2 separate regions of the Mus musculus genome follow, and region 1 is linked to region 2. Evidence: chromatin contacts called from ENCODE Hi-C or POLR2A ChIA-PET data. All regions are on one chromosome and are shown on one strand. Each heading gives the region's core, a stretch centred on a gene start or an enhancer-like site at or near the end of the contact. The rest is flanking DNA. Distances are from core to core; before and after follow the strand shown.

Region 1 (2,700 bases), core at 154-2,653, 120 kb after region 2:
ATGCTGAGCACACAGGAACAGCTGAGGACCTCAGTCCATTGGGACTGAAAGGGGTCACTCCATCCCCATTTATAGGCACTCTCTGCTCCCAAGGGCTGGCCACACTACCCTAAGGACTCTAATTCAGGTCTGGACCCTCCTCCTTGGCTCAGGCCCACCTCCACTTGCACAAGCCACATTCAGACCAGAAAAGTGTTTCAGGGCACCCAAAACTATGGAGGACAGAGAAGGAACAGTTACAGTTGATTCAAACCTTGCTCTGTCAATCCTCCCAGGGAGTGCTGATGTCTCCGGTGGGACCCACTGACCCTGGTCACTATAATAAAAATACCAGATCTGAATTTATTTCAATCAGTGTTCATAACCTGGGCACTATTCTTTGTGCCTTGTAGGACAATGACTGTATCTCTGACACTTATTCTAAGATACCATTAGCATCCAGGCCCCACCCACACACCCAGACATTATCAATGGACATTGCCAATGTGCCCCAGGGGCAAGACCACACCCACATGGTTACAGCTGATCTTAAAATCACTTTAGTTGCAGCACTTGTGAGGCTGAGACTAGAGACCAGTAAGTTCAAGACTAGCCTGGGCTACATAGTGAATGTGAGGCCAGCCTGGGCTATGTGAGACCCTGTCTAAAACAAAGTTAACAGGCATGTTCTGTCCCCCTAGACCTTCCCAGAGCTCCAGGAAAAGAGGCAGCACAAAGTCTTCCACCTAGTGGTCCGAGCTTCTAAAGATGGGATCAAATAACACTTGCACAAGACAATGAAATATATGTGAGAAGTCCTGCAAAAAGCTTGGAGCCAGAGAAAATCCCTGAAGCCTGGGGCCATCTAGGAAGGCTTCCTGGAGGAGGGGGAATTTTGTGTTTGGCTAGATACAAGCAGCTTGGGAAGACCACAGTGTAGGGAAGTCTCACCAGCAGTAAAAGAGCTCAAGGTGGGGCTGAGGCTGAGTTTGCTGACTTTCCCAGTGGGTAAAGCCACCAATGTGGAGCAAGGGTCTGACAGAGATATGCAGGCAGGGCTGAAGACCGCCCTACCTTCTTCTGCTTCTGCCTTCTGCAGATCTGATGAGGGTCAGGCTCAGGGTACATAGGTAGGGCTCCTCATTCCTCAAACCTGCCCTTATGTGATATCCCCCACCAGTCCATGTGGGCTTGGACTGGCAGACTTCAAAGACTCAGGAGCCTACTAAACTTTATCCTGGGAATCCCGGCTGGCTCCCCAACTCCACCCCCAGCCTGGACTTCATGCTGCCTAGACTTTCTGGGGGGCACTTTTGATTTAAAATGGGTGTACAGAGGGCAAGACCCCATCTGTGAAGGAATGTGGGGTTCGGGCTGCCCACAGGGAGCTTCTGAGAGAGCCTGCCAGCAGGGGGCGCTGTGAACTCAGTCACACGGCCCAGGCTTGGGGAGGGAGGAGGCCGCCACATGGTGAGGCCTACAGACTCTGAGCCTAGTTCCACCCCAGGGAGCTTGCCTGCCCGCGCTCAGCAGGGTGTGCACCTTCCCAGGCTCACCCACCCACCCTTCCCCCTCCTCTGAGGAAGGAGAAGGGACTATGCTGACCACTTGGCAGACGATGAGACCAAGGTCAGAGAATGCAAAAGAACTACCGGGGACTCAACAGCCTGCAGCAGACGCAGGTTGACTTTCATGCCAGTGTGTCAGCCCCATGTGGTTGGGGCAACCTTTGGGCCTTGTTGGCAAGTCTACCCTGTCCCCAGGCTGACACTGCATGGTGCAGAGGCTAGCGTGGTCAACCCCACGTTCATGAGAGGAAGGGCTGGCCAGGGGAAAGAGGTACATGTTCAGACTTAAGTGCCATTTCCACTGGCACCCGGCTTGCTGGTGCCCATCAGTACCCAGGTCCGACTGGAGAGGAAGGCAGGAGCTGCCAGGAAAACAGGGCACCACACACCTGAGGAAGGGACACCAGAACTGTGGGTTCCACCGGCAGCTCTCAGGAAAAACTGGAAACACGCACCAGTTTTTCTTTATAAGTTTTTCTTTATTCAAGAGGCTAAGGCAGGGGAAATTCTGAGCTCCAGGAGTGCTTGGGCAATTTAGTGAGAAGTCTTCCCAAGATAACAGTAGAATAAAATGCATTTTTAAGAGGTACTAGGCATGGTATTATACACCTATAGTCCTGTAAAATAAAATTAATGTTTGGTTTTTTTGTTTCTTAAGAGAGGGGAAAGAATTCAAAAGACAGGCAGCCCCAGGGTGTGCTCTTACCAACAAAGACAATCAGGGTTGAGTAGGATTAGAACCAGGTCTGCAGCCAAGGAAGGGGCACAGGAGAGCTGGCTAGGCTATGTTCTAGAACTTGGAGGTCTTAGGCAGACCACAGGCGGGAGTTTAGTAGTGGTGACCAAGTCTGAAGAGGTGAGGTGTGCCTCTTGGTTGACGAGAATTCAGCTCAGGGCAGAAGGGTACTTAAGAGCTTGGGGGCCTAGTCAGCTGGCCCTAACCCAACTAAGGAGTAGTCTCCTCTCTGAAACTCTCCTACTGACCTCTTCCCATGCCTTCTCAACCTCTCTATTATCACCACAATGCTTGCCTAGCACTGGCTGTGTGTGACAACAGAGCACTGAAGTCAGGGATGCTGCAGGAGAGACAGGAGGCAGAGGCGGACTGCGTGCTGGGCAGAGCTGCTGGCTCCTAGGGCCGGCTCCAGTGCAC
Region 2 (2,700 bases), core at 189-2,688:
TGGCTATGGATTTACTCATGTGCTCATTTGTTCACTCCTGCCCAATTCTTAGGCTGTAGATATGGAGGCTGACTCTTTTCAGGAAGCTCCATTTAATGCGGGAAGCTCCCAGTACGGCAATCTACGAAGCCTAAGGGGGGGGGGGGGTGGCAATCCATGCATATGGGAGCTAACCCCACTGGAGAGTGTGGAGTAAGCCCCACCAAGTAGAGTTCCACACCATGAAAGAGTGTTGCAAATGAAGTTGGACAGGTCAGAAGAGATGTGTGAGCCAGGCAAGGGGCGTTAGAAATCAGTAAGGTCGCGCAGGAATTTAGTGAGGCATGAAGGAATCAGTCTTGTGAGATAGTAGGGTATCAGGGAAGGTGGTCCTGGAGGGGAACCTGGGTCCCCAGCTATTGCCTAGAGCAGAAACATGCCAAGAGGCCTTTAGGAGGAGGCACAAAGGTGTCAGCCCAACTCCTCAGCGGAAGATGTAGCGGAGCCCACCCTGCCCATCTCAGAGCGGCCCGGCTCCAGCGGCAGGCTGAGCCCTGCTTGCTTCTGGGAAAGAATTCTGGCCCTGAAGCCCCCGTCCCAATATTAGCTCTTACAAGAAGCCTTGAAGGAGGTTGAGGACACTGGGCTGTGGACACTGGAGGTCCAGTTGAAGACAAGAGACTCCCTTAGGGTGGCCGGAATGAGTGGAGCCGTAGAAGGCAAAGAGGAGGGAGGCGCCTCATGGTTTGCAGTTAAGCCTGCTGAGAGTCTTCTAGGCTCAGTCCATGCACTACAGTCCCAAACTGAGCATCTGTTCCCTGAGGAGCCTCCACGCCAAGTTCTCCAGTCCAATCTGCAAGGGGCACATTAGCCTCCCCAACAGCAGGTGGCGCCCTCCTGTTGAGATTAGATTTAGGAGCTGAGTTTTCTGCCCAGAAAACCTGTTGGGCAAGGGAGAGAGGAGCTGGCCTCCGGGGAGCTGGCCCCTGGGCGCTCACCTTATCCACCCACTGTAGCCCACTTACTAGTCTCGCCCTCGCTCTCCCTGCCTTTCACTTGGGTCTCGGTGCCCTTGTTCTTCATCGCTAAGGTCCTCAGGGCAAGTCTGGACTTAATGAACTTCACAAGCTAAGGCAACTCCAGGACCAGGATAGTGGGGGATGCAGTTGGCAGTGGAATGCCCCCACGGGGTCTTCTGAGCTCCCCTCACCTCCCAATGGCATTCCCCCTCAGGCCCTCAGAAGGTACTCCTTATGCCTAGCTGGGGTGTTTGCCTACGGCGAGGTGGCTCTGTCAATGAAGGACATCATAGACACCAGCATCTCTGTGCAGGGTGAACTGTGCCCACTGGTATGCCCATTGTCTCCTAATCTCCAGTCTTTAGTCCTAGAGGAAAAGCGAGGGGTGTGGAGGAGTCCCACGGGCCCCTCCAGCTCTCCTGGCACTCTGTTCACTCCCTACTTGTTCTGTCCTTGGAACTGAAGTCCCCCGACTTGCCAGGCAGAGCTGGCCTAGGCCATGCACCTGTGGTGCGCTGAAGGCTGGGCAGCAAGACATGGAAGCAGAGGGTGCCCAGTGCAGGAAGACCCTGGAAAGAGATGAGCACCATTAAGGTAAGATGTAGCAGACGGGACCCAGGCAGGAGGAGACCAGGATGACAAGGTAGGAAACTGACAGAGGTTCCTGAAGGAGGAAGAAGAGGAGGAAGGGAGGGAGGAAGAATTTTTAAGAACATTTCGAGGTGAGGCGGAAAACATAGAAGTTTGTGGGGCTAAGTGGTGGTGGGGCAGCCAGGGGGATTCTATGGCCCAGCACAAAGAAGACAACCGGTTTTGTAAGGAAGGGAGGAAGTGTTGGAACGTTAGAAGGGAGTGGCCGAGAGCTGTTATTGGAGGCAGGCACCTGTCTCTCCTCAACCCTGTGACAGACAGGTACGGAAACACCCTGAGCACCGCAGACCCTCATGCTACCAGCCTCACCCCGTGCAGCTCATAAAAGTGAAGCCGGAGCTCAAGAGCTTAACCCATCTCCCACCCACGTTCCCCCACCTCCAGAGCACCCTCCACCCTGGCGAGATAGCAGCCACCCACCCCACCTCTCTGCTGGAGTTGACAGGGTAATCAGTAACTGTTCACCAAGATGGTGTCTCAGCCAGACAGGGGGGCCTTTGTCTGATCCCAGCCCTGCTGGGAGCCCTCGCCTGGTCCTGAGTTTGCTCAGTATTAATCATTGACCAGCACCCAGGGTTACAGCCCCTCTGGAAGCTCTCAGGACTGGGGCCTTGGGTGTCCCACAGCTTCAGGCAAGGCGAGGCTGGAGTAGGGAAGGGACAAAGAGAAGGAGAGGGGAGGGCGCAGGCCCTGGGTGGGGCTCAAGGATATTCTACTACTACCTGTGCTTGCCCAGCCCGGCTTTCAGGAGAGGTCCCTTTCAGAAGGGACTGAAAATTCCCCCACTGGGCGCCTCGTCCTCTGGAGGAGTCAAAGAGGCAAATGCAATGTATGGATGAATGTTGCCCTCGAGGTGATGTGGAGCTCTCTGGAGACCCACATAGGTGTAGACCCCTCCTCTCGCCCCTAATGGAGACCAAGGAGTTAACTCACTATGTGCCAGAGGGACGAGGATGATGGTGAAGCTTGGCCAGGAGCAAGGAGGAAGGCATAAAGAGATACACATACCAAGAGCAGAGGTAGAGAGGGACACCTTCTATAGGAGCACACA

The links. A loop is a pair of places that touch in the nucleus more often than their neighbours do. ChIA-PET counts read pairs that join two places held with the same protein, here RNA polymerase II (POLR2A).
Region 1: a map of v-Abl transformed pro-B cells shows a loop between it and region 2 (2.8-fold over the local background). The contact joins the enhancer-like site here to the promoter of 8430430B14Rik in region 2. A Hi-C loop is called at or near these places in 1 of 37 maps with a recorded cell type or tissue (v-Abl transformed pro-B cells). POLR2A ChIA-PET finds 5 or more read pairs at or near these places in 1 of 5 experiments (embryonic stem cell).

The regions. Positions count from the first base shown.
Region 1 is chr17:84,112,716-84,115,415 of GRCm38, forward strand. No RefSeq gene overlaps it. Among named protein-coding and RNA genes, the nearest start is that of Gm35551, 30 kb to the left of the region's middle. Within about 2 kb of position 1,404, at least 2 of the 3 ENCODE cell types and tissues checked have a DNase peak (open chromatin) inside an H3K27ac peak, as active enhancers do.
Region 2 is chr17:83,997,114-83,999,813 of GRCm38, forward strand. 8430430B14Rik (RIKEN cDNA 8430430B14 gene) reads left to right here and starts at 1,439. Exons shown (of 2, transcript NR_130994.1): 1 at 1,439-1,592.